Regions from separate parts of the Homo sapiens genome. Here region 1 is linked to region 2. The links are chromatin contacts, found by Hi-C in ENCODE. All regions are on one chromosome and are shown on one strand. Each heading gives the region's core, a stretch centred on a gene start or an enhancer-like site at or near the end of the contact. The rest is flanking DNA. Distances are from core to core; before and after follow the strand shown.

Region 1 (6,467 bases), core at 3,680-6,179, 2.0 Mb before region 2:
TTAGCAACAAATTGTGTATGAGAAGTTTATTTAAGATGTGATTTCTTGTAACTGTTCTTGCCAAATGACCAGATAGTAATCATACCCTCAAATGTGTAAGTATACAGGAAGATATTACTTATTTTATGATTTTAGATTTAATTTTCAACTCACATCATTCTTAAAGCCATTCTTAAAGATTGGTCACTTAGGGAATGGACAAAGTCTCTCCTCCTTTGCAAATCAAGTTTCTGTGTTCAGTGGAAACCTTTTCCAAAGCATTCATCTCTGTCAGCATACCCAGTGCATGCTCTGTCATGAACAGCTCCCAGCATTAAGTGGAGCAATTCCGTCTACCATCTGGCTTTGTGAGCAAAAAGCTTTTTTTATATAAAAATATGAAACTAAGCTACCCCCGTCTAGACTTACAATCTTTCCAAGGACATTGTCCATCTCCCCATTCATTCCAAATGGATGAAATTTTAGATGGAACAGTAATAAGAGGTGAAAGGTTTGGAATCTTATTTAATATGTTTACTTGAATTGTTTCTAAAGAACATAGGAGTTGGGATCACTTTTTTAAAAGTACCACTGTCCCTCAGAAGCTACTCAATATTTGCTTTTACTATGTGACAATTGAGCACATTTTCAAAAATACAGTAGGAAACACTGTGTAACAGAAGCAACATGGATCTTATTTAGCTGTTGCAGATGTTGGTGGTTAAAACTACCCGACTTTCACTGGTTGATCTGGAATTAGATCTCCTATCCTTTGGTAACAGTTCTAACCACATAAGTTTATACTAACACTCTGGATAAAATCACAGTTGGAAAAAAATAAACCTAAAAAGTCACTAAAACAAGAATGAGTCTGAGCTCTCTTTCATTGTTCTTTTAACTCAACCTATTTGCTGCATGTGCAAGGTTGAGTTTGTGTTTCAGTCATGGAGTTGGTTTTGTTCTCCATTTTTCTTCAGCACCCACCCAGGACAAAGTACGCTGTATGCCGGCAAGTGTGGTCAAGACCATATAACCTGAGTTCTTCCTGCTCTTGCTGCTGTGAAAATTTTAAACTGATTTTTTAACACTTAAACTGCATGAAAACACTTTCTTTTAAAAAACAGTATTGTTTTTGTTTTAAGAAAATTAAATGGAAATCCATTAGGGGAGCAAGGAATATTCTCATCTCAACCGGGTAAAAACCCACAGAAACTGAGGCCACCGAGATGCCAACTTATCAGTGCAGAAATAAGCTTAGAATCTGAAGGATAAGATGTAATTCTGCATAAAACTAAGCTTCAGTACAAGAATATCCTGTTTCAGACCTAGTTGCACTGATCATCAATCAGTGTTGCCTACATGATCATGGTAAACCCAAAGTATGAGCAATACAACACGTTTGAGTTGTCTGGCTTAATGTCCTTCGGCCAGAAAGCTGCGGGTTCTGACCTCCAGCTCCAGATCCTCCAGCTAGAAGAGCAGCCCTGGAGAATAAGCAAATGCACGCATGTTGGGGCCAGATTGCTAGGGTGGAAGCCGCACCCCTTGCTTACTTGTTAAGTGACTTTGAGCAAGTTACCTAACTTCTCTTCTGTCTCAGTTTATCAGCACAGTGAATGTTACAATAGCACCTACCTCATAATGTCATAGGGAGGATTTAATGAGTTAACATTTTACATATTAAAAAAAAAAAAAAAAAGAATGAAGGCCTTTCTTTCAGCCCCAGATCTGTACTACTGCCATTTGGGGAAGAAGAATTTTCCTAGGACTCATGAAATACAAATTTTAAAAAGCTGTGTCCAACAAGAGCTGGAGTTACAGTATCACACACCATTTCCACCTCCTGAAGTGCTCCGTGCTCTCTGTCACACTTCTCATTCTGCTCTTTAACATCCCAGTATTATGAAAATCCACCCAGTTCCTTACAAAACTACCTCTCACCCTCCTTCCAGCAGCTCAGAGTTAAACTTGCAGAGGTTTAACAGTGGAAAGGAGAAAGAGCTGACAATTCGTTTATTTTTATGATGCCTTCCTATCAATGTGAACATTTGATTTTAGCCCAAGGCCACATGAGTCAGGGCAAAATTTTTAGCAGCAGAAAGGTCTTCCCAGGCCTCTGCATATCACAGCAGCTCACCTCATCCCTCTTAAGACCGTTTCCAGTCTCAGAAATACAAGCTAAACCCTAATATTGTACTATATTTTTTTTAGTACAGCATGTTGATTTCACTCAAAAGGGCAATCACCGTGACTAATATCAATCTTACAGTATCAACTTCATTTACATCACACCTCAGGTATAATGAGAAATGATTTTATTTTTCATTAACTATATTTTTATGTATAATAATAGAAAATACCTAAAAGGCTTGACTGTACACATTATGAAATTCTATTGATACACTATAGTTGTAATTTCTTATGTATGTAATAATCAAATAATAAAGAATAAGTATCTCAAGATTGGGGACTATCTGTTGTGGTTAAAATAAAAGTTTAACCTCCTTCAAATAATAAGTAGATGTCTTCTCTCATTTTATATCTGTTCAGCCCCTATGAGAGCGCGTGTAGCTGTAGCTCTTGGAACCAACAAGCAAATGGGTGATTTGCCTTACTTACCACTAGGGGGGGTGAAAGCTAAGTTAGTGACCCGGGCTGCAGGAGTCCAAGGAAGAGAGAGAAGTGGGGGAAAGGCAATGAACATAACGCCAAATAAAGGGAAAAAGAAGAGGAGCGGCAATGCGGGAAGGAAGGGGGAGGAGATTTGCTGGACTCAGGGATGTTTAGGGGTCCGTCATCAATTTCTTCAGATCCCTCATTAGATGGCCCCATAAGTAATGGCAGCTTGGTGGGAGCCTGCCAAGGGCAAGGGACCTTCTGCTTCCTCTGTCATCTCCTCACCTCTGCAGTGAGTGCAGTGAAAAGTCCCAGGTTCCTGTTGAGAACTGGGATTTTTGAGGACTTATCGCCTTTGACCTGTAACCTACTGATAAAGTGCTTGGTTTCATTTTGTTTTCTTGCTTAAAATCTCCTATAATCTCAGTGAGATAAAATGGCGGGGGGGAGGGGATACTGGGCTAGGAAGAGGGAGTGTTGTGTGGGTGCAAATCAAGCCGCAGCGCCCAGCCTCAGTAGAAATCAGCATTGCACCTCCATGCTTAAAAACAATATATCTTCTTCCAAAAGTCATGTCACAGTCCACGTTTCCCAGAAATAGTGGCAAAAGTCCCTGTTGAAATGGATTGTTCATTGTCTGGTTTGAGACACTGACAAGAATAAACCTGCTGAGGCCAGCTGGGCTTTTGTCACTTTGGTTAAAAGCAACATTATTCCAGTGGGAAGGGATCCCGGGAGGAGGAAGGAAGGAGACCAGGAGGAAGGCCACTGGGGCAGAAGGACTGGCCTCCTGGAAGAGTCAGCCACCCAAATTACCAAGTTCAAGGGGCCATCTGATCCACACCAGGGGCCCAGAACTTTTCTCCATGGGAGTCTTTTGTGCCAAGCGAGTCTGAACTCTCCCCTGAAGACAATGGGAAACCTCTGACAATTTTTAATCAGGCAACTGATATTATTATAAAACAGCCATGTCTTCATGCTATCTTACCATTCTAATTCCTAGCATAGCATCTATCCATTCATTCGCTTGTTTTAAATGCCTGTCTTCCGGCTAAAATGTAAGTTCTGTGAGAGCAGGAACTTTGACTGTATTGTTCATCACAGATGCCTAGAAAATAACCTAGGTGGGACACTGCAAACGTTCCATAAATATTTTTCGATGAATAAAGATTCATATTTTAGAAAGCTTCCTCTGGTAGCTTTGTAAGAGCTGTGGATAATGGACTGAGGTAGGGGGGCGGGGTGGAAAGAGAGAGCAGAATTAGACACCAAGGCAAAAAGTAGGGAACATGCACGAATTTAACGCATGTCCACTTCCAAACAGGTTGTGATATTGGTGCTGGGAACTGAAGTACAGAAGCCTGGATCCACAACGTACGAGCCATGGGGACTTCCATACAAGGCATGCACAGGTATCGTACAGATATAGGACTTGGGGGTCGAATCGGGAAGTTGGGGAGGTGATGCAAACAGGTGGGAAGTCCAAAGAGGACTGGTACAAACAGAAGGATAAACCAGTGGGTGGGAATCATGGAGATCCGAGGACAGGGCACAGCATCTGTAGTAGGAAGTAGATGCAACACTCCCCGCAGCCCCATCCCCCCAAAGAAAGGCAGACCCAAGAAGAAAAAGCCTGAGAATAGAAACCTTGGAAGAATAAATGTATAAAAGGGGGCAGACAGATTAAAAGGAGTGAAAAAGGGGCGGTTGTGGCTGCTGTGATGCCCAGGCAGACGCTGTCATCCTCTCCACAGCTGAGAGTGTTGGTGGGTTGGGGGGTGGTTGTCAGGGCTCCCCACTGGGTCCCTTCCTGGAAACGGCTCCCAGCTGAAGACAGCCACCCTGCCCAAGTTCATAGCACCATCCCAGGGGCAGCTGCATCCAATGACTGGTGCACAAAGGTGGGATGCAGAGGCCTGGCCCCTTGCCTCATGGTGATACAGCTCTGGGAGGCCCTCCCAGGTCAGACTCCATGCAAGATTGACCGATTCCTCTGCTGCAACTGCAACAAAGCTCAACATCTCCTTCTGCCCAGTGTTACCGCGTTTACTCCTTTATAGGTATAAGCACTAAGATCACTCCCCAAAAAACTTCTCATGGAAATTTTTACCTGCAAGTCTATTTCCCAGAACTCAACTCAATACAGTTGGTGCCAAGAGTGATCCAAGAAGATGGACTCTGAAGTGGAACTGCAGAGCTGGCTCATCCTCCTGCTGGCTGGCAGTGAAGCCCCGGCCCTGGCTTGCCGGAGAAGTGCAAGTGTCAGAACTTTCACTGGTGATGACCTGGGGTGGGAAAGAGGTGGGAGAGAATACCCTGGTAGATGGCAATCTCCCAGGCTTTTGGGAGTTAGAGAAATTACCAGTCCTGAGAACAATGGACTCTAATGGCTCTGGCTGAGTCACTGGAGGCATTAGAGAAAGACAAAGTGAGGCTCAGGGCTGTGAATCATCATTGAAAGGAAAGTGTGAAAGGGAGAAAGCCTCACTGGAGGCATCGGAAGAGACTCATCTCCTGTAGCAGGAGGACTGAAAAATCTAAGGATAAGGCCCAGGAATTAATTATAAGAATAGCAGCACTTCAAAAAAATTTGAATTCTTAGCTCTGGTTAGTCTGGTTATGGCTATGACAATGTCAGGGGCCTATTAGGGATGAGAGAGACAACAGAATTAATGCTCTCAAAACCTCAACTCTTGAGGTTGGGCACAGTGGCTCACTCCTGTAATCCCAGCACTTTGGAAGGCCCAGGCAGGCAGATCACCTGAGGTCAGGAGTTCGAGACCAGCCTGGCCAACATGTGAAACCTGGCCTCTACTAAAAATACAAAAAATTAGCTAAGCGTGGCAGTGTGTGGCTGTAGTTCCAGCTACTCAGGAGGCTGAGGCTGAGGAGAATCGCTTGAACCTGGGAGGTGGAGGTTGCAGTGAGCCAAGATCACACCACTGCACTCCTGCCTGGGTGACAGAGTGAGACTCTATCTCAAAACAAAACAAAACCTCAACACTCCATTCAGAGCCCTCCGGGCCTACAGAGGTGGCCCTGACCTCCCTGTGAGAGGCTGTGCTCTGCCCTTGCTTGAACATGGTATAGGAATCTCTGCATTGCAAGACAACACAGTGCTCCTCAGGACCCACCCCCACCTCCTGCCTTGACCAGACCCATCACTAGAGTCAAGTGAGACAGCATGTGGAGGGGAAATGCAGAGCCTGCTGAGCAAAGGAAGGAACCATGTGCCTAAAGGCGGCAGGCCAACGTGCAATGGCCAAAGCCAGAGACTCTTCATGGGACTGAATGAGGGGGATGAATCAAAGCAGGGGAAGCATGAAGTTGGAAAATGATGAGTTTATTTATATGGGCACAGTCTACTGTAATAGATGATTTGCCACCCTGGCAAGGACTCTGGGAGATGTTTTCATCACACTGCTAGGATGACTCCTGGAACTTTGGAGAAAATTACAGCCCACATTAAGTAAAGATGAAATGCCACAAGTGTGTGATAGATGATGGAAGAAGAAATAAAACAGATCTTAATCCTTGAGTCAGTTTATCTGACCCAGAATCCACTAATTCAAAGGGAGGTCAGGTTCTCAGGAGCACCCATGGCAAGGGAACACAGTTATGGTTCCAATGGTTCTTTGCCAAATGTGCCTGTGGTCACTTGTTTAAACAACTATACAGTGGAAAAGCAGAATATGCAAACATTTTGAGAAATGCTGGACACAGGGCCTGAGCTGACATTCACACCCAGAGAACTCGGGATTCCTTAGGGCCCTCTATTGGAGTAGGGTGCTTGTGGGCCAGGAAATAAATGGAGTTTCAGCCCTGATCTGGGTTCCAATGGTCCATTTGACTGAAATGCAAGTCAAAACTAC
Region 2 (6,767 bases), core at 1,708-4,207:
GGAAGCATAGTGGCTTCTGCTTCTGGGGAGGCCTCTGGGAGCTTCCAATCTTGGTGGAAAGCAGAGAGGGTGTGAGCCATCTCCCATGGTGCGAGCAGGAGCGAGAGAGAGAGCGAGGAGGTGCCACCCACTTAAACAACCAGAACTCATGAGAAACTCACTCACAAGGACAGTACCAAGAGGGGTGGTATTAAACCATGCAGGAGAAATCGCCCCCATGATCCAATCTCTCCCCACGTGGCCCCACCTCCAACATTGGGAATTACGATTGAGCATGAGATTTGGGTGGGAACACAGATCCAGACCATATGAAACCACACTTATTTATCATCTCGCAGTTCTGTGGGTCAGAAGTCTCAGAGGGTCCCACCATTCTCTGCTGCGGGCCTCGTGAGGCTGAACTCAAGGGGTCAGCTGTGCTCTCCAGGAGTTCCGAGGGTTCTACCAAGTTCATTCTAGTTACCAGCAGAACCCAGTTCCCTGAAACACTAGGACTAAGGTCCCTGTTCCCTTTCTACTGCCAGCCAGGATCTGCCCTCAATTCCCAGATACCTCCCTCACTCTCCATCCCATGGGGCTCTCAGGCCATGACAGCAGATGGGTCCCTCACATCAACTCTCTCCCACACTTTGAATCTCTCTGACCTCTGCACCCAGCCTGAGCAAACTGTGCATTCTATGGACTCACCTGATTAAGCTATGCTCGCTCAGGTATTCTCCATATGTTGTAGTTAACTCATCTGGGACCTTAATTACATCTGCAAATCCCATCACAGCAGCACCTAGATTAGTGTTTAATTGAATAACCACAGGACTAAAATCTTGGAAACTTCCTAGAATTTTGCCTACAACAGAAGGTTAGAGCTTCCTATGGGCAATAGTTACCTTACCTACTTATCTTGTAATTGTCTCTCCCTGCGATTTTGCTTTAACTTCCAGTTTAAATAAAACATCACATTCTCTCTCTTCTAATCCTGAAAAAATATACATAATTTTGATGATATTTTTTAAAGTTCTTTTTGTTTTTGAAAAAAAGGACATAAACAGCATCTGCAAAAAAATCAATAAAAAGTCTTATAATAAAGCATGTCCTTAATATTTATTAGTACATGAATATAAATTTAAATAAATCTATGTAGATTCTAGATTTTATTGCTCCAGTTCAATTTTCTCTAGGCTCAACTTCCAAATTCCCAGAGCTCTCACCTTTCTCTGAGCATCATCTAAATCCTGGTTAAGACAACAAGAGCTTAGAGAACACCTGCTCTCATCAACGTTTGCGTTTTCTATTGCCCCTCCACAATACTGTCTGCGATTCAATGAACTACTAGCTATATTGCATCCCAAAGCCATGTCAAAATCCCAATGCTCATTGCTTTTCTAATATTTCCTCGTGGCTTTTTCAGAATTTTTTTCCTGAGGGGACATTTGGAGGTGCCACGGCCTCACTCACTGAAGCAAGATGGCAGCTACGCACCTTTGACAGCCTCTCTCTTTCTCTTTCCTTTACAGGCCCTTCTTTTCTCTTGCTGAATCTGAGAAGTAGAATCAGAAGACAAGGTCAAGTTCATGCAGGGACAATGCTCCGACGACGTTATCGCATAGATGGAAATCCACTGTGTTCGGGGGGAAGACTGGGCTCATTTTATTAGCCTTATTGGCCAGTGGCCTTGTGCACTCCCACTTTTGAGGATGCTTTTTGACAGTTGCTTGTTAGTTTATGTGTTCATTTGAGACAGGGTCTAGCTCTGTTGCCCAGGCTGGAGTGCAGTGACGCCATCATAGCTCACTGCAGCCTAGAACTCCTGGCCTCAAGTCATCCTCCTTTGTCAGTCTCCCAAAACGCTGGGATTACAGGCGTGAGCCATCACACTCAGCTGACAGCTGCTTGTTAATCATGGTTCTTGCACTGAATAACCTTTCTAGTTAGTGAGTGAGGCATAGAAGGCAGGCTTGAGGACTCACAAATTGCCCCACCTACACCCCCACCAAAAGCAACACAATCTCTCCTAATTCGATTGACACCCTCCACACACCCAGCTTGGCTTCAGGGAAGGAAAATGGGCTCCTGCCATACAATCTCCATGCAACAACTCCTGCCAAATGCAACACAGACCATAATGTCATTTATAATTTGAATTGTACCAGTTTAGACATTTAAAATATCTCACGTATTCATTGTTACATTCATCTTCGTTTTTCTCCATTTCTATTTTTGGCAATCCTCTAATTTCTTGTTCTCTTAAGTAAAAAGGAACAAAAAAATAACAACAAAAGAAAGCTCTTCAAAAATACTTGGATTCCGGTATTTGTGTGTGGTTTCAATAGGGAAGCTTTTTTTAAACTACTTGGACTAGAACAGAACAAAATATATGAGTTTGGGGGAAAAAGACCACAACAGGGGTGTGTGTGAGAGGCAGGTGCTGGGGGAGAGGCCTCAAACAGCAGAAAAGCTTTGAAGCCCTATAGGGCACTGACCTGCAAGGACTAAGTTTGAACAATTGTGTGGGAAGTTTGGGGGTTACTAAGCTAGCTTCGTAATGTAACTTCTTTCCCCTCTTTCCTTTTTTGACAATAGCATTCCTTTCTCCATTTCTGTTCTGTTATTTTTTTAACACATCTAAAATGACATAAAACAAACATAATACACAGGCACACACCTGCACTCACATACACAAACACACAAACTTCTGTGAGTTCCACAGAGGCCGACCCCTTTGCTTCAGTGAGGGCTGTGGAACTGGAATTTCATTCTCCTACGGACTTGCTCTGAACAACAGTTAAGTAAAGAGCTCCCACTGGTGGTGGAGGGAATTTTACTGTCCACACGAAATGCCTTTCCCTACCAGTCAGTGCTTGGAGACTGGATCTCCGAGTCACAGACGAGATGTGGGCTAATGTTGCTCTTTCGCCATGTGATGTAGCAAATAAAATGCCATTGTTCCCCTAGGTGGCTGTGGGTATTAGTCACAGCTGACGCTAAGCAGGAGGTGCGTGGTGTCCTGCCAGGACTGTTATTAGTTACAAGTCTGGATGGGCTCCCGATGCACCATTTTCAAGTAGCTTCAATGCTGTTAAACTTTTAGGAATTCCAAAGCTACTGCTCCAAAGCCTCAAGTTCCCTCACCTTAGAACAAAGATTGCTGCCTTTATTACCAGTCTTATGTTTAACCAGAGAAAGTACAACTTTTCCAAGTTTAAGCTTCTCTAAACTGCTTTTGAGGAAGAGAGGTTCTCTGCATGTGTCCGAGATAATTGTCAAATACCAAATTTGAACACACGTTCTGAGTCACCTGAAGAACCAGCCCGTGTCACTAAGACAAGCACAAATAGCTCCTCTGCTGTGGGACTCTTCACCTACCGCAGATGTTTCCATAAATATTTCAGCAGATACCATTTTCATGACAATTACCAAGAATGTGTGTGTGTGTGTTTTTTTTTTTTTTTAATTTACAGTCTATGTGAAAAATGTAATAGAAGAGAATAATGCTGGATTTATATGGGAGAAAAGTGTAGGTTTTTCTCCTATTTGGTGTCTTAGATTAAGGTACTTTGATACATCTGTCCAAACAGACATTACATCGTGAACAAGAAAAGATGGGACTGGTAGAGACTCAAAGTAACAAGAACAGTTTCCAAGAAAGAAGCAAGGCTATTAAATATTAGGCTGTTGCAAAAGTAACTGCGGTTTTTGCCATTTGAAAATAATGCCAAAAAACATAATTACTTTTGTAATAACCTAATAATTAGACCCAAGATAAAAATCCATATATACTCAACTTACTTTTAAATCCAGAGCTTATGTCTTTTTCCAATCAGACCTCAACATAGAACTTCGCTTAGATTTTCTTATGATCTGGGTTATGTAAACCTCCTGGGATTTATAAAACAACTGGATATCTTGAATCCTTCTCTTTAAGTCAGATCTTGTCAGCCTGTGATGCCACCTACAGTGAAATTTATTAAGTATACAACCTAATTTTGCTGTTATTTCTAGAGTCTATGAGTTATGACTACACAGCATAAGTAATGACTTAATTAAATTAATTTAAGGTATGGTGTTAAGATTAACTGCGCCAGCTCACAGTGGTCTGCAGTAATTGGAGATCTCATGTTGTACCTCTTTTTTATAATCACAAAGTCAGTCTCTTTAAATTACTCAGACCCAAAAAGGAAAATCAGGAAGACAGCAAGGGCAATGAACGGCATGGTCAGGAGAGATCTGTTGAGAATAGTTAATTAGAAAATACAAAGTTTAGTTTAGTTTTCAAAACATACTCTCAAGTACTGTGTCGTGTTTTTAAAGCACCAGTTGAGCTTGCTGCCCACCCCTCATTTTTTTTTTTTTTTTGTGAGACAGAGTCTTGCTGTGTCACCCAGCCTGGAGTGCAGTGGCGCGATCTCGGCTCACTGCAAGCTCCACCTCCCAGGTTCACACCATTCTCCTGCCTCAGCCTCCCGAGTAGCTGGGACTACAGGCGCCCGCCACCACGCCCGGCTAATTTGTTTTGTATTTTTAGTAGAGACAGGGTTTCAACGTGTTAGCCAGGATGGTCTCGATCTCCTGAACTCGTGATCCGCCCGCCTCAGCCTCCCAAAGTGCTGGGATTACAGGCGTGAGCCACCGCGCCCGGCCCCATCCCTCTTTTAAACTTTACTCATTTGTTCATTAATTAGTGCAAACATCATGTGATAAATGGTCTGCACATGCCTGCTTCATGCACCCACACACAACTGACAAGGCTGCTCTTGAAAAGCTGCCACAAGATTGCATGCATGACCTATCAGGAATCACAGGGACACAAGTGATTGTTGCTTATTCTTTGAAGTTTTGCATATTCCCAGAAACATCAAGAAGAAGGCACAAGGCAACCCTGCAAAGGTTCCAGCACTTTTCCCCCAAAAGGCTGCTGCCAGTGGGTTAGCTGCAGCACAGCTGTCCACAAGGTCTTCCTCCTGCCAGGTGAAACACAGAACCCAAGCTGCAAATATGGGGAAGCATGTCCTGGTACAGGCTGGCTTTGCCAGAGTCAGTGCTCTCTTTCACCTACATGGTAGTGGGTCCATGGGGCATGACAGCGAATTCAACAAAACTGCTCATCATGAGGTGTCATGAGAGCCAGAGTTATGGGGGCCTGTTTAAAGATTGGAACATTTCCTAAAGAGTGAATATCAATTGGGGTACACACAGAGAGCCATGCAGTCACACAGATTTGTGCATACATGATTTTAATAGTCCTACCCACATTACAGTTAGGAAGAAGCCATCTTTGTTTAGGAAAATGAATTTCCTGCCACTTAGAATTTGAAAAGAGTGATTCTAAACCTAAGGGCTTAAGGGAGACGACAGAGTTAGCAGGTGTAAACGGGACTGAGGGGATGCTAAAGAGAGAAGTGGGGAAAAAGGAGGAGGCAATCTTGGAGGAAACTGGAACTTACAGTCAAGTGGCCAGAAATAGTATCTCTGTAGAGGACTAGCTGATTAGCTTTTGAGAACTTGCATAGGATACTGTATGCAACCAATTGATAATAGAGAGGGTATTCCATTTTTAAATAAATTTTAAAAGATTTCCCTCTCCTGTCTTTGAGCTGTAAATTTGAGTTCTGTGCTAGGGAAGGTGCAACAGAAGAAAACAGCTGAAGATAAACTTTGAGACAGACGTGACCTTGCATATATAAACATTTGGGAAGTTTTGTAATTTTTGAGCTGGGCAATGGGCTTTTTTCCAAGATTTGAGGTAGCTGGTGGTTTATTTCAAATGTATCTAAATCCATGGGACTTGGAAGTCATTGCTGGTAACTGGATAATTAAGGATTTGGTAATTTAGACACTGTAGATATTTCAAATTAAAACAGAATCAATTTATTATTATATTAACTATAAAAGGGCATCCCTACCTACCCCAAAACACGCAACACACAACACACACACACAATCCTATACATTGACTTGATGGGAAATGGTTTGCTCTTCTCTCAGATGGGGAAAGATTCTATAAAACATATTCCTGTTTTACAAGGGAGATCAAACTGATTATTTTCCCTGTAAGTACTTTTTATACATAATCAGACACATCAATAAAAATGAAAAGGTATTTAAGAAATTATGTGTCCCAACCTCCTCATTTCAAAGACGAGAAATCAAAAGCCCAGGGAACTCTACATAACACGTTGGTGCAGGTTTGAGAGTTTAACAGGCTTGTACAGTTAGACACGTGGCCTGCTTTAAATTGATGTTGATGTATCATTTTGATGCTTTTAATTTTTGTGGGAAATGCAATAGCATTATCCAATATAAACTTACTTTTAACTGCAAATAAAATTTAACTAGTTTCTCGCCAATGTTCACCTTAAAAGTAGAGTCTCTTTTTCACAGTAACATAGAGAATATACACTCAGATGCGTACACCTAATCACACAACTACCCACCTATATTCCACCTCTTCTGTCCAACTGTAATGATCTCATTAAAGTAGGATAGGAAGAAAAACTCACAAGAGATCTCAAAGTTTCATGCTCTAGATGAATCGTGATGGATAAAATCTCAAGGACATACAATAAAATAACTGGGAAAATGTAGGCAAAGCTTTGTGAAAGTATCTCTAGAGTTGTTGCAAAAAATAAAGTAAAAAGATTTCTCTTACTTACTCCCCATGGCAAAAGGCCCCTCCCTCCTGCTCCGCTTCTGTCCATGCTTCCATAATTTTCACAAGAGCCAGTCTTTCATAGTCTATGTCCATCGCTTACAAACTTCCCATTCCAACTTCC

What was found. Hi-C counts contacts between places; a loop is a spot of excess contacts on that map. Pooled maps may share reads with other maps.
Region 1: a map of mammary epithelial cell shows a loop between it and region 2 (8-fold over the local background). The contact joins the promoter of ARGLU1-DT here to the enhancer-like site in region 2. A Hi-C loop is called at or near these places in 2 of 168 maps with a recorded cell type or tissue (IMR-90 and mammary epithelial cell) and 17 of 50 pooled maps.

Annotation. Positions count from the first base shown.
Region 1 is chr13:106,616,272-106,622,738 of GRCh38, reverse strand. It overlaps ARGLU1-DT (ARGLU1 divergent transcript), which reads right to left and starts at 4,929. Exons shown (of 4, transcript NR_051977.1): 1 at 4,706-4,929.
Region 2 is chr13:104,567,866-104,574,632 of GRCh38, reverse strand. No RefSeq gene overlaps it. Among named protein-coding and RNA genes, the nearest start is that of DAOA, 890 kb to the left of the region's middle. Within about 2 kb of position 2,957, at least 3 of the 41 ENCODE cell types and tissues checked have a DNase peak (open chromatin) inside an H3K27ac peak, as active enhancers do.